Regions from separate parts of the Homo sapiens genome. Here regions 2, 3 and 4 are each linked to region 1. A link is a loop called in an ENCODE intact Hi-C map of the cell type or tissue named here. Cell type or tissue: gastrocnemius medialis. All regions are shown on one strand. Region 1 holds the start of LOC124902403 (a long non-coding RNA gene). Region 2 has its middle 9.2 kb from the start of SVIL. Region 3 holds the start of LOC107984173 (a long non-coding RNA gene). Region 4 overlaps LOC107984218 (a long non-coding RNA gene).

Region 1 (5,000 bases):
CACATATGGGTTTTAGTCTTAGTCCTACACAAACAACAAAAAAAGTCATTCCTGGATTCATGCTTCCAGGACATGCTGCCTTCTGTGAGAGGGCTGTTTTTCCAGACATCCACTCTACCTTGCCTCTCATGTCCAATACTCATGAAATCCTGTTAGTTCTATTTCCTAAATATTATGTGATTTTTCTGCTTTCTCTCCACCTACCCCTTAGAACCAGCCCTCCTCCTCTCTCACCTGGACCATTGCTGAAGGCTCTCAGCTGGTTTAGTTGTCTCCCAACTCTTCTCAAGCCAACCCTTTCTTTAAGCTGAATGCAAATTCAATCATGCTACCTTCCTGTATAATGTCCTTTACGATAAATTCCCAATGCCCACAAGATAAAGCCTAAATTCCTCACCCAGGCACACAAGGCCCTATAAGATCTGGCAATTATTGTGATCAAGTATGTTTCTTTCTTTCTTTCTTTCTTTCTTTTTTGAGACCGAGTTTCACTCTGTCGCCCAGGCTGGAGTGCAGTGGTGCGATCTCAGCTTACTGCAACCTCCACCTCCTGGGTTCAAGTGATTCTCCTGTCTCAGCCTCCCGAGTAACTGGGACTACGAGTCCTGGTGCCCGCCACCATGCCCGGCTAATTTTGCATTTTTAATGGAGATGGGGTTTCACCATGTTGGCCAGGCTGGTCTCAAACCCCTGACCTCAGTTGATCCGCCTCAGCCTCCCAAAGTGTTAGGATTACAGGTGCGAGCCACTGTGCCTGGCCTATTTTTTTCTCTTAATAAATTGTGAGTTTCTCAAGGGTGGAGACTGTTCCTCTATCTTCCATATCCAGGGCACATTGTAAAAAATATTCAGATTAGGCCACTTATTTAGAAATTCATGGAAATGTTGATTGGGACACAATCAACCCTTTGAAGATATCTTCCAAAGGAAATCTTTGTTGAATTTGGCAAGTGGTTTAATTCAAGAAAGATATGTTGAAATTTTAGTTTTTAAAAAGCTTACATATAAAAAACAAGTTTTAAAAAACACAAGATATATAAGAAACAAAATTTAAAAACAAGTTTGCCCCAATTGATCTTGGTCTCAGATACCCAGAAACAATGTAGTCCTGTAAGGTCTTCCACATGCTCTAAAGATGTCCAGAAAATTCTGTCAGTGGGATCTTTGCAAGAAAAGGTATACGAGTCAAGGTGGAGCCCGATCCTTCTGCCTCATCGTCACTGTAATGAGAGGGAGAGCAGTGGAACCCATTCAGGGTCTACCAGGAGGCAGCACTCTCTTCCCTGGAAGCCTCTGAGACTGTCAACCTTCCAAGAAGGTGACTCTGGAGGGACAGGGTAGGATTATGTCATATTCCTGGAATAGTGTAGCAAAAGTCCCCCTGTTTATGCACTCTGCTGAGATTCAGGTCTGTGCTGGCACAGGACAGAATGTTCCAGCACAGGATAACTATGTTACAGTGCCAGTTATGAAAGCAGGGGAGTGTCTTGTGTTGGGGGCAGAGCAGTCTTTGACTGCCACGCTAGGTAAAAGGCCACCACGAAAGCCTTCTTATTTAGTCTGAGCTTTCACAATTCCAGGCTCTTGCCAGTCTCAGGATTTTTCTCGTGAATGAACCAGGAAGGTCCAAGGTAGGGTGAGCAAGGCAAGCTAGCCAGGGATAGGAGCAGGGCTAGTTTGTAGTGCAGGCTGCCCTGCTGAGGGGAGCAGCCTCATATGAGTCCAGGAGGCAGTCAGCATGATTCACCGAGCCTGTTGGAGGCTAGTGACTTGAGCTGGTGTTTCATAAGGCTCTGCATGGGCAGTTTTCCCTCCCGGATTCCTCTCCATGCAGCTGCAGACTGAGGAAAATCAAAGCCACAGCTTCTGCTGGGATTTGCATGGGAAAGTTTCCCCCTTCCCTGGGAATGTCCTTTCAGTTCTCTACACCCCGTGGCTTCGACTATGTTCCACAAACACTGAGCCAACAGCTTGCCAGAACCCCAGGGTCAGCGCCTGTGGAACCTGTCACCCACCTGCAGCTGCAAGTCTTGGGATATGCGTGAGACCTCAGACAGCAGTCTGCCTGCTGGGTGGAGGTGGGGGGTCCAGGCCAGGATGGGCTGACTGGCAAACATTCCCAGGTAGGGTGACCAACTCATCCTGGTTGTCCCAAGACTTTACTGCCTTTAGCACTAAAAGAATCATATCAAAGGAAATTCCTCAGTCCTAGACAGAAGAGGACACCCTGTCCCCTGACTCTCTAATCCCCGGCAGTGGTGTGCCTGCTGACCTGCCCAAATAGTTGTACTTATCCTGAGCTGCTGATTCACCTTGTGGACAGGGTGGCTCAATGCAACTGATGGCACTTTCCTCTTTGGCTGGCTCCTAGAAAATTCATTTTAAAATTTATTTTATTTTATTTTTGAGACTGGGGCCTTGCCAGGCTGGAGTGTAGTGGTGCGATCATAGCTCACTGCAGCCTCAAACTCCTGGGTTCAAGCCATCTTCCTATCTTAGCCTATGGCATAGCTGAGACTACAGATGTGTGCCACCACGCCTGGCTAATTAAAAAAAAAATTATTTTGGTAGAGATGGGCCTTGCTATGTTGCCCATCAGGTTTTGAACTCCTGAGCTCAAGTGATCCTCCTGCCTCAGCCTCCATAGTCGCTGGGACTACAGGTATGCACCACCACATCTGGCTAATTTTTAAAAAAATTTTTGTAGAGACAGAGTCTCTCTATGTCGCCCAGGCTGATCTTGAACTCCTGGCCTCAGGCATTCCTCCTTGGCCTTCCAAAGTGCTGGGATTATACACATGAGCCGGCTGCTGGAAATTTCAGAGCCTAATTTGTACCTCTCCCTAACGAATTATATAGGAATGAGTAGGTGCAATTTGTGTGTTAATCTTTCTCTTAGCCAATCCATCTCTCCTTAGCATCTATTTGTCTTCTTTTAATACTTACTATAAAACACACCTTCTCTTACATCATTGGCCGTAGCTTTGTAACCATTTCAAATTATATTTCAAAGACCTACAAATTGTTAGGCCCCTCTCAAACCTCCTGCAGGGAAATCTTTCCTATCTGCCCAAGACCCTTCTTTGAGTGTGTCTGGCCTTGGCCAGGAGGCACCATTGTAACAAAATAGACCTGATCATGCACTTGGGGAAAAATCACTAATCCTTAGTGTCTGCTGTTATGAACAGAGGTATTTTTAAAAACGTTAGAAACATGTATAGGCCTTTGCTGAAATTACGATCAAATTCTGTACCTGCTTAACAATTTGTTCCATCACAGTGTAATGGCGAGCGTGCGCCTGGCTGCTCCCCCAAATGATCGCGGTTGGGTTTTCTGTACAGTTTTCTCTCCAGTCGAAAGATAATTGCTTTCCACACATAGGAAAATCTAAGCATAGAACCAGGTGTTCAGGTAGCTTGGGCTGAGCCAAATGAAACCAGCCACAGGCAGGCTCTGTGAAAACAAGATTTAGCTTGCATGACAGCTACTGTTTCACTGGCTTTGATGAGGTGTGAGCGATGTGTATTTCACAGGCCACAATACGGCTTCGAGAGGGAGCCTGAACTTCAGTGTCTACTTCCAGTTCTTTGCCCTTGGCTGTTTTGATTTTCAGTCTGAGAGGTACTCCTGGGCTAATTCACTTTTTTCTCTGGCACTCGTAGAAAGAATCCAGGCACTATTCGGCACAGTAATTTGAACATTTTTCATTTAGGAGGATCTGGCCATGGGACCAAATCCTGGGACCAGTGAGTCTTGGAAAAATCACTTAGAAAATGTATCCAAGGCCTGTTTGCTAAAATCATTCCCTCTTTTCATTTATCTTTGCAGACATTTCGCTTCCTGTCTCATAACAAATTCAAATAACAAATTCAACTTTAGGTCTGAAAAAATGTGAGCTGTGACCACAATATATTGTTATCTGAATTGTCCAGATGGTCCAGGAAAAAAAAAATTGAAGCTTATTTGATTGATTTCTCTAACTTCCCAGACAGATTATGATTCATTGGGAAAATGTTCCCTGTGGTTTTCTAGAGTATTTTCAAGCAATAGCCGTGCCGAAGGAGCTTCAGGGTATGAAGACTAGTTTCTAAATGATACATAATAAACCCTGTTGCTTGGCAAAGTTTTCATTTTGAAATCTGAAACCTTTACCATCTCCAAGTTTCAGGATAGCAAAAGAATCTCAACTGATTTCACCAAAATCAATTCCTGACCTTTGACCTTTATTACAAACTGTAGCATGAAGTCTTTGCCCCACTCAAAAGTATACAATTTTTTTTCATGAATCATTGTGGTTCGTTCAGAAAAACTTGGCCAAGGCATGAGGTTTATGTCCAGTTTAGAACACTTGTGCCAGATATGATACATTCAACATGATGTGTGGTTTCCTCTTTTTTTTTGAGACGGAGTCTTGCTCTGTCACCCAGGCTGCAGTGCAGTGGGGCACTCTCGGCTCACTGCAACCTCCACCTCCCAGGTTCAAGTGATTCTCCTGCCTGAGCCTCCCAAGTAGTTAGGACTACAGGCACCCGCCATCACACCGGGCTAATTTTTGTATTTTTAATAGAGATGGGGTTTCACCATGTTGGCCAGGCTGGTCTTGAACTCCTGACCTCAAGCAATCTGCCTGCCTCGGCCTCCCCAAAGTGCTGGGATTACATGCATGAGCCACCATGCCCGGCTGGTTTTGATTTCTTGAGAAATCCCTGTAACGGCACCTTGAAACCCCACCAAGCCATTGTGAGGAGCATTTAAGCCAAACCAAGATCCCTGTTTAGGGTTTGATGTTGGATTCTCCTGGCAATGTGGGTCTTGTCTACAATACAGTTGGTGCACACTCCCATAACCCACAGCAGCACCCGGCTGGATGAAAAATGACTCTATCCAAATGATGGGATGTGTTCTTTCCCAACAGAGGCCCACACGGCTCTGCGAGCCTTCTTCAGGGAAGCTCTGTAGTGCCTGAGCTGTCATCCTAGCCCCATGAGAGAAAGGACAGG
Region 2 (5,000 bases), 300 kb before region 1:
AAAGGTATCCAGTTACAAATAAATAGTTTGGAAATGACACTTAACCCTTAGGTTATCTCATACAGACTAAGACCTGCAGTGACTTACTTGTGCAGGTGTATTCCTACAAGCTGTGAGGCTTACAAGGACTGTGATGCCTTAGCTTCATTACCAGCACCACATTTAGATAAACCCAGGAGGGATGCGATTACTTGTGTTGGTGGAAAACAGAAAACAAAAGAAAACAAAAAACTCAAGGATGTCCAGCCTGTTGGGTACATTCCAAAGTCCCACTTCTCTGAGCTGGAACCTCCTATCCTCCCTCCCACCAGCAGGTGACCTGTGCCCAACCATGAGACACCAGCCACCCTGGCCATCCTTCCTATTCCTGTCTAGTTTGTTCTCTCTGCTCAGAATGCCTTTCCACCCTTCTCACTTAGAAAACCCCTAATCTGGCCAGGTGCGGTGGCTCATGCCTATAATCCCAGGACTTTGGGAGGCTGAGGCAGATGGCTCACCTGAGGTCAGGAGTTCAAGACCAGCCTGGCCAACACAGTGAAACTCTGTCTCTACTAAAAATACAAAAATTAGTCAGGTATGGTGGCTCGAGCCTGTAATCCCAGCTACTCCCGAGGCTGAGAAGCGCTTGAACCTGGGAGGCAGAGGTTGCAGTGAGCTGAGATTGTGCCACTGCACTCCAGCCTAGACAACAGAGTGAGACTCTGCCTCAAAAACAGAAAGAAAGAGAGAGAGTGAGAAAGAAAGAAAGAAAGAAAGAAAGAAAGAAAGAAAGAAAGAAAGAAAGACCGACCCCTAATCATACTTCAAGCCTTAGTTGAGAATATTTCCCCTACAAATCTCTCCTAGACATGGTCTCTGATTCCCAATCTCTAGGCTGTTAGCAGAGACTCCATGACATTTTCATATTACCAGGACCTAGCAACATGTGCCACTCAGTAAATTTAATAAATGTTTGTGATGTGGACTGAAAATATCAAAATAGTCTGCAGTTAGATCTCTTCTCTCTCTCTTTTTTTTGGAGACAGAGTCTCACTCTGTCGCCCAGGCTGGAGTGCAATGACATGATCTCAGCTCACTGCAGCCTCCACCTGCTGGGTTCAAGCCATTCTCCTGCCTCAGCCTCCCAAGTAGCTGGGACCTCAGGCACATACCACCATGCCTGAATAATGTTTTCGTATTTTTAGTAGAGACTGGGTTTCACCATGTTGGCCAGGCTGGTCTTGAACTCCTGACCTCAAATGATCCGCCCACCTCAGCCTCTCAAAATGCTGGGATTACAGGCGTGAGCCACTGCACCCGGCCGCTCTCTTCTCATTTTAATGCAGCTACAACATTCTCCCTTTTGTCAGGGTGGATTAATCAATTTGCAATATCCCTCCAGAGCTGGAGAAACAGTCACAAGTTGGATCCTCAGCTCACAGGCAGAAAAGAAAACATGCATCACCAGCTCAAATGTTTCTGTGTAGTGGCCTCACTGTCCATTTCTCACTCCTATTTCTGGACTCAAGATGATGTCAGAGCATTGGCCAGGACTGTCAGTGCAGGAAAGTAAGACAACAACACTCTCTGTCTCCTTGCTTCTGCCTTCTGAAAAGTTCTGCTTTCCACAGGGCAATGAACTTGATCAATCACTGGAGGTATTTTTTAAGCAGCTCATTTCCAGGAGATGAAAAGGCTAGGCAACCAGGACCTGTATTTTGCCCTATTTTCTGCCACGATGGAACCAGACTTGGAATCATTTCCTTTTCCCAAAAAGCTTAGGATTTTGACCTCTATGGGAGAAGACAGAGACATGCTGTAGTCTACTGATATGTACACCGATACACCTGTATGAATCGAGCTTGTGGCCTTCTGTACCATGGGCAAGTCATTTTGTTTGTGCATAAATTTCTTTTTAAAGACAAAAAGGGGATATTATTTTCAGTTAATATTTTTCAACCAACAACCCCCCACCCCTGCCGGAAATCTGAATCAATCAATAATTCAATCAATTGAGTCTGTCTTTCTGTCTGTCTGGTCTCGCTTTTTCTCAAAGCTTTTGGAGAACTTTACTGGCTTTAGCTGAAAATCTTTGAGCTCCAAGGTCATCTGTAAGTCACTGGCTTGAACCACTGATGAGCCAGCCAACTTTTCTCTCCCGGGCTGTAGCTTCAGAGCAATGGGTGTGTAGCAGAGCTCAACACAAAGAGAACTGCTGGCCTCGTGGTCAAAATGAGATGTGAACTTGCCAGGGGTGAGCCTGGACCGTGGTTTATGAGTCCTGGCTCCAGAGACCCAGCCTCTCACACGGCTGGAGCAACATCGCGTTCCTGGACACCAGGCTCAGAGTCTTGAGAGTAATCAGAGATGTACAAAGTGTGACATGCTCCGTTTGGGCCACTAGATATCTAAAAATATGGGATTTCTGTCTGCTGTCAAGCAGCAGCTCACTGCACGAACAGAACCATGGAGGCTGCTGCTCAAATGGGGACATGAGCTGACGGTGATGTGACCAGTGGAGTGAGGACCTGGGAGGCTCTTCCCTTCCCTGCTGTTGTTGACATCACAAAGCTCAGCACCACATGTGGTTTGTTTGGCTGATTCCAAATACCAAGAGGGAATGGATCATTCTTATTCCTGAAAGAAAAACTCCAGGAGACTGTGCTCCTCAGGGAGCATCATCTATACCTTAGAGACACACAGGAGCGAGGAGCCTTCTCTGAGCATGTTCTCCCAGCCCCAAGGACCGAGAAACCCCACATCCCCTGGGCCAAGCACTCTGTAGCCCAGTGAAGGTTCCATTCTCATCTTCCTCCAGAAACAGAGCTCTACGTAATGGCTATGCACTCGGCCAACCCACAGAAGCCCGATAAGCTTGTAATAGAGTGGAACCACAGTCCCAATAATTCTATAAAACGGAACCACTTGAACCCAGGAGGCGGAGCTTGCAGTGAGCCGAGATCATGCCACTGCACTCCAGCCTGGGCGGCAGAGCAAGATTCCACCTGAAAGAAAGAAAGAAAGAAAGAGGGAAAGAAAGAAACCAGAAACACTATGTGTTGTATCTTACAATGTATCTTTGGCTCCAACTGTGGATCCTGGGCCATGTCTCCTTGACAGCACGAGTGGGAACTTCCTACCCTAAGGTTTAGCCAGTGACTTCTGTATTGAGGGCAGGGGCTACAAGACTGAGGAGGAGGGTCCCATCTGAAAACTGGGGCGTGGGAGGATGGGGTCTGACAGGAGTCAGCCTGTGGGGACAGAATGGTGGGAGGTGGGAGGCTGAGATCAGGAAGACTGATTTCTGGGGTAGGTGGAGGACACTAAAAAAAAAAACCTGAAAAATTCAAGAAAAGAAAATAACAGAATGATGCAGAAATCAACTGAATAAATTTAGCTTTATATTTAATACAACATTCACTTCATTTTCTTAGGTTTCTCATCGCACTGCCCTCAGGTAAGGGCTTGGTTTTAGTCTGGGGACTGAAAATCGCTGGTCTGGATTAAGATTCCTACAGTGCCATCAAATTCTAAAAACTTGAAATTCTACAATTCTGAGGCATAGCACCATCTCACCTTCTCCAAAGAAAAGCCTCAACAATGAGGGGGAAAAAAAGAAGGAAGGGGCCAGGTGTGGTGGGTCATGCCTGTAAGTCCAGCATTTTGGGAGGCCGAGGCGAGAGGATCACTTGAGGTCAGGAGTTCAAGACCAGCCTGGCCAACATGGTGAAACCATGTCTCTACTAAAAATACAAAAATTAGTCAGGTGTGGTGGCGGGCTCTTGTAGTCCAAACTACTCGGGAGGCTGAGGCAGGAGGGTTGCTTGAACCCGGGAGGTGGAGTTTGCAGTGAGCCGGGATTGTGCCACTGAACTCCAGCCTGGGCGATAGAGTGAAACTCCGTCTCAAAAAATAAATAAATAAGGAAGGAATAAAGCGCTCCAAGCGAGATAAAATATGTTAAAGCAAAGCATTCTGAAATAAAAAATTATTAGACAGTAGGAGAGCAAGCAAAGATAAAATCCTTTGATCATGCCTCAACTTCCCTCCCATAGAGACTCAGGCCAAAGCAGATCAGATAACCCTTTGAAGACCCTGAAGTTATTATCTGTTGGACTACTAAAGTGGATTATTCATTAGCAAGTACAAGTAATTCCCTCCCAAGGATTTATCGAAAGATGGCTGGTAATCTCGTTAGTGGGATAGTGGGTGCAAGTTGCATCAAAGGGAAGAGAGAAAATAAATAAGCAAATACGTTTTCAAACAACTATAGTTATTCAGGAGTTCTTCCAGGTACTCCTAACTCCTTGCTACAGCTCCCTTCAGCTTACGCTTGTACCCCTAGTGACATGGGCCCCCTAAAATGTGACTTGTGTGAGGACAGAGACTTTTGTCTGGTTTGTGAACTGCTGTTCATCTTCAGTGCCTAGGATATATTAAGTGCTCGATAAATATTTCTTGAACGAATAAGGCAAATAATGCGTATGCTCCAGGGAAAATGACAAGGCAATGAGTTCTTTTCCAAAGGCAACTTTATCCCTCACAGACACCCCCCTGCCCTGCAATCTGTGATCGTAATTTCTGCTGGCTTTGTGCAGGCTGTTCCACATGCCTGAATTGGTTTACCTCCTTCTCAAATACCTCTTTGGGAAAGATTTTCCTCATTAAGCAGTGTCTGATTTCAATATAGGACTCCCTTGCAAAATCTTCCGTGCATTCTGATCTCCTGGGCTTGGCATCACTTTCACAAATCCGCTGCCCAGGGACCATGTGTTCACAAAGACACGGCTTACTGGCCCGTATGGTAAGCTAATTGATGTGGTAAGCCCTGAAGGCAGGATTATTTTTCAGCCAGGCCCTGCCTAATGTTTTCTGATGATGGCCAAGTGGGCAAGTTCAGTCCTTTCTCCCCAGAAACATGATCCTGCTTTCTATACCAACAAGTATTAATTCAAATCCCTCGTGGGCAGTCCAGGATATGAAAATTACAGTAATCTAATCTTGTAGAGGAAGAAGTATGA
Region 3 (5,000 bases), 87 kb before region 1:
GTTTTCATCATTATTTTTTTGGTTTTGTTTTTTTTGTTTGTTTTCTTTTAGAGACAGGGTCTTGCTGTGTTGCCCAGGCTGGAGTGCAGTGGAGCAATCACTGCTGGAGTGCAGTGGAGCTCACTGGAGCCTCCAGCTCTTGAGCTCCAAGTATCCTCCCACCTCAGCCTCCTGAGTAGCTGGGACTACTGGTGCATGCCCCCGTGCCTGGCTAATTACATTTTTTTTTTTTTTTTTTTTTTTTAGAAACTGGGTCTTGCTATGTTGCCCAGGCTGGTCTCAAATTTCTGGCCTGAAATAATCCTCCCACCTCGGCCTCCCAAAGTGCTGGGATTACAGGCATGAACCACTGCACCCAGCCTGTCATCATTGTTGAAAAGCATTTTAAGTACCTCCCAGCTGCCCTGCTGGCAGAGGAGGCAGATGCATCCTATAGAGTAGTGGGTACAAACATGGGCTTCAGCCTCAGCCAGCCTTGGGTTCAAATTCCAGCCAGGGAAGGGACAGGATTCAGCAGGGCCAGGATTAGAGTCAGGTGATTAAGGCTGAGTCCCAGTATAAGGTCAGAGTCTGTCTTTTTTTCACATTTTAATATTTTACTATGGAATGTTTTCACTAATTTTGCATTTTTAAAAAATTGCACTGAAATATCCTTTACCTTGCTTACTGAGCCTTTTGGCTTTCCTTTACATTTTGCACCAAACTGAGTGCTCACTCACCTCACCTAGTCTCAATATAGTCCAGCCCAAGCATGTCGGTTTCATGAGGTTGTGCAAGTCATTTTAAATCTTGCTTTCATCGTCTGAAAATGGGATGATTAACAGATTCTATCTTACAGGGTTTTGTAAAGTTAAATGAGATAATGCCCTTAAAACTCTTAGCACGGGACCTGAAGTGTACATAGGTGTGCAATAAACTGCCTGTACCTTTGCTAAGTCACCCTATGGCCAGGATCTGATGTGTTGCACACAGCAAACCTAGATATAGCGTGTGCCTCCTGAAGGAATCATTTGCTTGAAGAGAGAACATGAGTCAGTGCCCAAAAAGCATGTTACTGCCAATAAGAACCACATTTTACAAGACAGAAAATGACCCGCCAAGCCATTTCTGGACACTTACTAATAAAATGTAGCTAATTTCAAATTGGGATCCAGACTATGACTTGAGCCGGGCTGCAGGTTGTTAAAAACCATGAGCAAATTCACAGATCCCAGAGTAGAAGAAATGCCCTTTGCTGAGAATCAGCCGAAATTGTGGTGTGTGTTGGAAAACAGCAGCAAGTACTTATTCCTTGGACACCTTGTCCTCAGCTAAGGCATTTGCTAGGCACCCGTAGGAATATATGCTTGAGAAATAGGCGAAACTACTTGCGAACACGTGCACCGACCAAGGCTGCTGTATGCCCTGCAGTGCATATAAACACATGGTGGGAGTGAGCTCAGGGTGAAAAGATGTGTTAAGAAACACATTATATCAACCACATCCGCCCTTCCACACATTCTGGGAAAATGACAGTTTATGCTTTCAATGTTGCCGTTTCCAAAGAACCGTGATTTAGTGTCTCATATAAAAGTACAGCAGGCAAGCTGGATCCATTTCAAATTTACTAGTAAAATTAAAATTAGTTCTTTGAAAATTGAAAAACTTTCAGCCAAGAGATTCATTCTGGTTTCATGACATTTGTAAAATTGTTCTATGTTTAAGGTTTTAGGTATTGAAAACATCTGTCCTATTTCCTAAGGTAAAACTCAATGCTAAAAGGAATGACAGTGAAAAAAGGTGACTGATGAGCTTTTGAATTTCAACTCTCTTTACTACTTGGAGTCTGGAAATAGCTTGTGATAGGCAGAATATGGATCCCCCAAAGATGTCCACGTCCTAATCCCTGCAATTTGTGAATATGTTGCTTTTGTAAGGAACTTTGCAGATGTGATTAAATTAAGAATCTTGAGATGGGAAGATTATCTTGGATTATTTTAGTGGGCCTAAATGAATCACACAAATCTTCAAAATCAGACAACCTTTTCTTGCCATAGTTGGAAGGCGATATTCCTGCAGAAGAAAAGTTAAAAAGATGCAACTTTGCTGGCTTTGAAAATGGAGAATAGGCCATAAACAAAGGAATGGAGCAGCTGCAAGGAGCTAAAAGACAAAGAAATAGATTTCCCCCTAGAACCTCCAGAAAGGAATGCAGCCCAGCTGATGCCCTGATTTTAGTCCAGTGCAACCTGTGTTGGACTTCTAACTTCAAGAACTGTAAGGTAATATATCCGTCTTGTTTTGTTTTTTCCTTTTTTGAGATGGAGTCTTGCTCTGTTGCCCAGGCTGGAGTGCAGTGGTGTGATCTCGACTCACTGATTCTCCTGCCTTAGCCGCCCGAGTAGCTGGAATTATAGGTGCCACCATGCCCAGCTAATTTTTGTATTTATAGTAGAGATGAGGTTTCATCATCTTGGCCAGGCTGGTCTTGAATGCCTGACCTCAGGTGATCCGCCTGCCTCAGCCTTCTAAAGTGCTGGGATTACAGGCATGAGCCACCGTGCCTGGCTACATCTGTCTTAAGTCACAAAGTTTGTGGTGATTTGTTATAGCAGCAAAAAGCAACTAATATACAGCTGAAATTATATAACTTTCCATTCATCAATTTCATGACTTATTGTAGCTTTACTAGGTATTTAAAAGCAAACTCTAGTATAGTATTTTTAAAATTCTAATATTTTTATTGTTGGGTCTTGCATCCTTGTTTTCTTCTCCTCATTTATCCTAGGATGGTAGGACCTACAGATTCTTGATTAGATTATAGATGCAAAAAAAGAACCTGGAATTATTCCCCAAGAAGCTCCTTCTTCTGAAACCAAGAGGTGAGGAATGCTCGTCTGCTCCAGGACATGCTCAGTGAGATGAAAAGCTGTATGCATGGGAGTTGGGCCATGAAGTGCAAGACGCAAACCCTTGAAATCGTTTTTAATGAAATATAAACATTGAGTTAGCATGAGGGCCACAGTTTCTGGGTGGTTGGTTCTAAGTTTGGCAATCAGGACATAGAGGGAAAATTCTCCTGCTTTAATGGCCTCCAGATGTTCTTTTGGTCCCAACTGAAAATTTCTCATCATTTATGGTTAATATTTTTGTCAGCAGCAGAGTTTTGTTGTAATGTCTCCAAACTGGTGGTAGTGACCATTAGTCATTAGACAAACCCCAAATAAGGGTTTAATCTTGGGGTCACTTTAAGTGTTCCATTATATTTCACTTAATGAATAGTCATCAGAATGTTCTGTTTGTACAACAGGGGACTACATGATTCTATCTGATGACAACCAGTCAGTGATCTCAGGTATAAAATGCAATGTCCTATTGTAACAATGGCTGGCATTACACCCAACATCTAGAAGAAAAAAAACAATGATGTCAGAAGGCAGTCATCTGGAGTGAATAAAAGGCAAGAGGCTTATTGCAAATTCTAATGCACTTCATCATAGAATTTTAATTAACTATTCCATTCACACCAATTGGGGACTATTAAAGCAGTCGTTTCTGAGAAGCAATCTTTGGGAAATTCAGGTAAAAAAAGACAACTTCTGTCTTCTGGAACAATAAGGTTATGACTTCCTACACCTAATAAAAGGTGACTATATAGCCAGGCGTGGTGGCACGCGCCTGTAATTCCAGCTACTCAGAAGGCTGAGGAATGAGAATCGCTTGAACCCGGGAGGTGGAGGTTGCAGTGAGTAGAGATCGCACCACTGCACTCAAGCCTAGATGACAGTGAGACTCTGTCCCCCACTCCCCCCACAAAAGTTATCATGCAGGATCTGCCCTGGGATATAGTTTAATTATGTAACATAGTCTGAAAATAAGCAAATTACTTATATACATGCTTTGATCTTTCTCTATCTGAGGAATGGGAAGAACATAGTTTACCTCTCTAGAAGTCGCTTCTGAGAATTGTGGTCCATGCTCCATTCTGAATCCACAAGGAAAGGCCTTCACACTATACATGGCAATTGCCATTAGATATTGTCTTCTGGTTATGGCGCAATGGGCTGATTGCCTTAGTTATGTCAGAAAGGTGTTTGAAGAGCCTATTGTGACTTGCCTGGTTTTAAAGGCTTGAGTTATAACTGGCTAATAATACACATTGATACTGTCTGCAGCTTTTAACAAGTGTTTTTTGTTTGTGCTTAATACTTATCAGATGACTAGGTAATTTTTGAGGTTGACTCACCAGGGCATTTGGTTTCATGGGTCATTAGGGACCTGAATTACAGGCCCTTCACAACACTTAGCAAGTGAATCATACTGAACAATAGAATCTCTTTTAACCTTTGTCTTTTTAAAAATTAAATGATAATAAATCATTCGACCCTACATTAAATCTTCTCCTCTCCTCTCCTCTCCTTTCCTTCTCGACAGGGTCTTGCTCTGTTGCCCAGGCTGGAGTGTGGTGCAATCGTGGCTCACTGCAGTCTTGAGCTCCTGGGCTCAGGTGATCCTCCTGCCTCCTGCCTTAGTCCCTCCTTCAGCTGGCACTACAGGTGTGCAACACCATGCCCAGATAATTTTGTATTTTTTGAAGAGATGGGGAGGATCTCTCTCTGTTGCTCAGACTGGTCTCAAACTCCTGACCCAGATTGATCCTCCCACCTTGGCCTCCCAAACATAGCCTAGTACTCTAGGAGTTTCCCTGCTTGCAGAGAGGAACAGTGCTTTGCTAGAACTGTTAGAACAAAGAAAAGATGACTGGGTGCGGTGGCTCATGCCTGCAATCCCAGCACTTTGGGAGTCTGAGGTGGGCGGATCATCTGAGGTCAGGAGTTCAAGACCAGCCTGGCCCATATGGTGAAACCCCGTCTCTACTAAAAATACAAAAATTAGCCAGGCGTGGTGGTGGGTGCCTGTAATCCCAGCTACTCAGGAGGCTGAGACAGGAGAATTGCTTTAATCCAGGAGGCGGAGGTTGCAGTGAGCCGAGATTATGGTATTGCACTCCAGTCTGGGCA
Region 4 (5,000 bases), 50 kb after region 1:
TGCATGTCCCTGGATTTTGGGCCAAAGACTGTTTAAAGACAGGCATTCTGTCACTCCCAAAACACACTCCTGAGGGAGAGTCAGTTAAGCCATCTCAGGATAGGGGTTGCTTGAAAGCAGATGGGGGATGGCCCGAATTTTTGGTAGGTCCTCAGGGGCCTCCCTTGCTATGCTGGGATGTGGCCAAAATCACCTTATGGCTTTTGGGGGTTGTCAACAATGGGCAGACCAACATTTTCCTACTTCCCTGAAGAATTTCTGTGCTGGAGGAATTATCCTCCCAGCCTGGGGGCAAAGCTAACTGCATAACCAAAAGGCTCATGGAAAATAGTAGAAAAAGAACAAAAGTGGTCAGGTAAGGTGGCTCAGGCCTATAATCCCAGCACTTTGGGGGGCCAAGGCAGACAGATCACCTGAGGTTAGGAGTTCAAGACCAGCCTGGCTGATGCAGCGAAACTTCATCGCTACTAAAAATACAGAGTAGCTGGGTGTGGTGGTGTGCGCCTGTAATCCTAGCTACTCAGGAGGCTGAGGCAGGAGAATCACTTGAGCCTGGGAAGCAGAGGTTGCAGTGAGATAAGATTGTGTCACTGCAGTCCAGCCTGGGTGACAGTGAGACTCTGCCTCAAAAAAAAAAAAAAAAGTTTGGGAGGCCAAGGAGGGTGGATCATCTGAAGTCAGGTGTTTGAGACCAGCCTGGTCAACATGGTGAAACCCTGTCTCTATTAAAAACACACAAAATTAGCTGGGCATGGTGGCAGGTGACTGCAGTCCCAGCTACTTAGGAGGGTAAGGCAGGAGAATCACTTGAACTCAGGAGGTAGAGGCTGCAGCGAGCCGAGATTGCACCACTGCACTCCAGCCTGGGCGGCAGAGTGAAACTCCTTCAAAAAAAAAAACAAGCTAATTGAAAAGGAACAAGAGAGCCTCCTCTTGCCCTTGGTTTTTGGTCCAGGTTCTTGAGCAGAGTCCTGGGACCGGTGCCTGGACAGGACTAGGAAGGGAACAAAAATGAGCCCCTTCCTTTCCCACCTCCTAGACAACCTCAGGAAGGGCTAACCAAAGGAAAGAGACTGGGAGGGGACAGAGGACAGGTCAGAGGTGAGGGGGGGTGAGGGAGGGGTAACCGAGGGCTGCATGCCCTGCCCCTGATACTTGTTTTTCCTATGGGGAAATCTGATCCCAGTTCAACCCACCACCAAGATTCCCTGAACTCAGGTGAAGTAAGATGCCAGGCAGCCTATTTGACATGTACACAAAGCCAGCCCGACTCCCCAGTCATCTGCTGTTGGAAGTACCCAAAAGGACAGCTGCATGGGAGCTCTGCTGGTCGTCTGACACTTGTCACAAGCCCAGGGTGTGGGGAAAGGGTGGATTAACCACAGGAAGCCTGGCACAGCCAGAACACCCCTGGATCCTCTATCTGGGGAGAGTGTCTGGTTACCACGCGCAAATGATATGCAGAATTTCTCATGCCTGTAGAGTTTGCCGTGGTTCTCTGTTCTTAGGGGGGCTTTTGCGGTTAGCAGATGTGGCTGCATGGTAGAGTTTTATCAAATCACCGTGGCCTAATCCAAACACCAAGAAATTCTGATTTCATTGGTCTGGAGGAACACAAACAGCAGTCTTTCTGAATGTGCCTCCAGGACTAAGACCCACTGACATGTGGGATCTCAAGTGATCTTCCAGTTACCCCACTGAGAAAAGGGGGACGTTTTATGGATAAGGAAACAGTCTCAGAAAATGAGATGACTTGCTGAAGATTATGTGCAGACAGGTCAGTAGATTCTCTTGTCCAGAAACCACAACGTAATTGTCTCTTGGAGGAAAAAAAATAATGTTTTTAAAAGTGGATTCATAGGTTGTGTGGTGTCAACAGATACTGTGATTTTATTTGACTCTTACAAAGTGAGGGAAGGAAAGCCATCTGAGTATCTGGGACCCCACCTGCATTCTCCATGTGTCGTGCTCAGATGCGGGAGAGTAAGGAACATTCAGCCAGTGATTGACATGTGTTTCCAATGCATGAACATTTGTTCCACATGTTTTTGGGCTCTCCAGGAAGCTCAGCCATCAGATATTCATGTCTCATTTTTTTTTTTCTTGTCGGGCACAAGACAAGGGCTCCCTCCACGTTGGAGAATTCTACTCTCCCGTGGCTACCCTTGATCACTCACTGCCGCCTTCCTCGAGAAAATATCACCCCAGGGCCTGAAATCAAGCTGTCTAGTGCAGAGCCTGGAACGTCTGAATCTCAAAGACAGGCTTGAACTAGAATTTCTGGCTTGAGACGTCTTGAGGCCTGTGGAGAACTAGTACAAGAGTAATCTTGTATTGAAGAATAAATTTGTAACGCTGCAACAAGACCCTCATGAGGTTTGGGGATCCTGACTTGTAAACGGGGCTCTTCTCGCAGCTGCCTAAGGATGTTTAGGGTGCGCATCCACGACTCCCAGGATGGGAGAAAGAGTTAAGCTAAGGGACACTGTTGCCTTTGGTGTGGTAATGGAAGTGCAACTGTTGTGTACATGCATGATTCCTCCCACGTGCAGCACACATAGTATACATACATCCAACACACGTGACACCCAGAATATGTACACTCCACACACGCTCACACAACACCTGCATACACAACACACACATGCAACACACAAAATTCACAGTGCATGTGCACATAATTCAAGTTCACACAACTCCTGTATACACAACACACATGTAGCACACACAACACTCAATGTGCACTCAATGCAAGCTTACAACACACATGACACATGCATGCACACCACACACACGTGCAATACACAAAATTCACAATACGTGTTCACTCAACACATGTATATACACACCACACAGGACATACCATACATGTGCACACAACACAAGTTCACACAACCCACATAGCACATGCATATGCTTCACACACACATGCAACACACAGGACACACAGCACATGTGCACTCAGTGCAAGCTCACACAACACACACAACACATGCATATACACCGTACACACATGCAACACAAGCAACACAGTACATGTGTACTCAGCATACACCCAAGCCGGCTTCTTAGGGACCTCACTGAGCACTTCCAATAACCAGCCAGCAGGGGACAGCATTGCAAAGGCTTTGCAGGACAGGCGAGCTCCCTCAGGAGGCAACAAGTGTCAAAGATTCATCAACTTTACAATCTACATCCAGTGCCTACTATGTGCCAGTCATTTTGCTAGGTGCTTCCAGCCATGATAAAAACGGAAATGTCTCTTCCTTCAAGACTAAGCTTCCTTCAAAAACTCGAGAGGTGGAAGATGGCGTGGGAGTAAGGGGTTGCAACCGAGAACCACCACGTGGCCACCTGGCTCCGAGGCTGGGCTTGGGTAGGAGAGTCGCTGCCTTGGATCTAGCTCTGCCACTTAGTTTCTGCCCCTTTACTGTAACATGAAGTGGCTGCTACAGCAGCACTGTCTCGCAGAAATACGGTGTGAGCTGCACATGCGATCCAAACTAAATTCTTTAATCACGCCATTAAAAACGGGAGAAGGAAGCAGGTGAAATTAATTTTACTCGTATGTTTTATTTAACCCAGTATATCAAAAATAGTAATATATAGGGCCAGGCGAGGTGTCTCATGCCTGTAATCCCAGCACTTTGGGAGGCCGAGGCGGACGAATCACCTGAGGTCGGGAGTTCGAGACCAGCCTGGCCAACATGGTGAAACCCCATCTCTACTAAAAATACAAATCTACTAAACATACCAAAAAAAAAAAAATAGCCAGGCATGGTGGCGGGCATCTGTAGTTCCAGCTACTAGGGAGGCTGAGGGAGAAGAATCGCTTGAACCTGGGAGGCAGAGGTTGCAGTGAACAGAGATTGCTCTACTGCACTCCAGCCTGGGCAACAGGGCAAGACTCCATCTCAAAAAAACAAAACAAAACAAAACAAAATAGTAATACATATATTCACTGTGTAATATAAAAAGATTGAGCTAATTTACATTCACTTTCTGTACGAAGTCTGGGTGTATTCTACGTTCACAGCATGTCTCAATTCGGACCGCCTGCACTCCCTGCGCTCAATTGCCACCTGTGGCCGGGGCTTGCAGTATTGAACAGCCATCCAACTAGAGTTTTCAGGCCTTGCAGGGTGTTAGAATCACCTGGGTGGCGGGGGAGTGGCTATGAAAAAATTTCTTGTGCCCAAAACAACAAACAAATGCAGTGCTCGGGCCCTACTATATTAATTCTAGTCTGTCTGAGAGCCTGAGGCTGTCACCCAAATACCAAATGTCAGCCTAGCCCATTTGCTTTCCCTTTTCCAGTGTGCACCTCCTTCCTTCACATCACATCACACACACACACACACACACACACACACACACACACACAGTTTGGAGTCTGAAATTAGGAGGATCACTTGAGCCCACGAGACAGAGGTTGCAGTGTGCCAAGATCACACCACTGCACTCCAGCCTGGGCAACAGAGTGAGACTCTGTCTCAACAACAACAACAAAAAATCCAAACCACAACATAAAACAGAGGGATAAACAGAAGAGACAGTCGTGCTGTTCTGCATCTCTTGGTTGCTGGACCCTGTAGGTCCCACAACCTTTGCTGACATCCCTCAGAGAAGCTCCATCACTTTGTCCTCCTGCCCCCAGCAGATGCCAAGCCCCAGAAGGGCCCCTCCTCTTGTCACTGTCCCTCCAGGTCTGGCAGAGCCAGTTCCTTTGTCGGTGAGGAAGCTGTGATCTTGGGAGCAGTGGCCCTTTCCTCTCTGGGTGGAACACGGAGCTCAGCCTCTGCCCTCCCTCTCTCTGCTCCTCTTTGTCACCTTCCACTCACAGGCCTGGGAAAAGGACCCTCAGGGCTCCTTGCCTGCAGTCCTTTTGGTTGGCAGGAGCTGCTGATTGGCATGGGCTGACAGCTTTCCCGAGGGGGATGTCTGGAGGCCACCAGCTGCCTCCACACACAGGTGCCCAGGTGTGTGGCTGCTTCAGCTCC

What was found. A loop is a pair of places that touch in the nucleus more often than their neighbours do. Peaks named below come from ENCODE experiments on the same cell type or tissue, not always from the same donor. Only the 100,000 strongest peaks of a DNase experiment are listed, where the experiment ranks them.
Region 2: it touches region 1 in a loop (4-fold over the local background); 4 of 110 quality-filtered maps call a loop at or near these places.
Region 3: it touches region 1 in a loop (10-fold over the local background); 13 of 110 quality-filtered maps call a loop at or near these places.
Region 4: a loop joins it to region 1, with 8 times the contacts of the local background. A loop is called at or near these places in 8 of 110 quality-filtered maps.

Annotation. Positions count from the first base shown.
Region 1 is chr10:29,945,589-29,950,588 of GRCh38, forward strand. It overlaps LOC124902403 (a long non-coding RNA gene), which reads left to right and starts at 1,558. Exons shown (of 2, transcript XR_007062101.1): 1 at 1,558-2,123. In gastrocnemius medialis, a CTCF peak has its summit at 2,303; DNase peaks (open chromatin) are centred at 1,403, 1,753, 2,273 and 3,483; H3K4me3 peaks cover 367 bases; H3K27ac peaks cover 5,000 bases.
Region 2 is chr10:29,641,684-29,646,683 of GRCh38, forward strand. It overlaps a transcript of SVIL not described here. Among named protein-coding and RNA genes, the nearest start is that of SVIL, 9.2 kb to the left of the region's middle. In gastrocnemius medialis, no CTCF peak of the experiment used is centred here; DNase peaks (open chromatin) are centred at 1,488, 2,268 and 4,758; H3K4me3 peaks cover 3,102 bases; H3K27ac peaks cover 5,000 bases.
Region 3 is chr10:29,858,951-29,863,950 of GRCh38, forward strand. It overlaps LOC107984173 (a long non-coding RNA gene), which reads left to right and starts at 2,067. Exons shown (of 3, transcript XR_001747288.1): 1 at 2,067-2,261; 2 at 2,768-2,861; 3 at 3,290-3,548. It overlaps LOC124902402 (a long non-coding RNA gene), which reads right to left and starts at 4,076. Exons shown (of 2, transcript XR_007062100.1): 1 at 3,922-4,076; 2 at 2,950-3,385. RefSeq lists an enhancer at 2,564-3,763. In gastrocnemius medialis, no CTCF peak of the experiment used is centred here; DNase peaks (open chromatin) are centred at 2,501 and 4,459; H3K27ac peaks cover 4,803 bases.
Region 4 is chr10:29,995,408-30,000,407 of GRCh38, forward strand. All of the region lies in intron 1 of LOC107984218 (a long non-coding RNA gene), which reads right to left. Among named protein-coding and RNA genes, the nearest start is that of JCAD, 62 kb to the right of the region's middle. RefSeq lists a silencer at 2,809-2,997. In gastrocnemius medialis, a CTCF peak has its summit at 3,107 (motif pointing right); DNase peaks (open chromatin) are centred at 844, 1,334, 3,104, 4,414 and 3 weaker places; H3K4me3 peaks cover 455 bases; H3K27ac peaks cover 4,156 bases.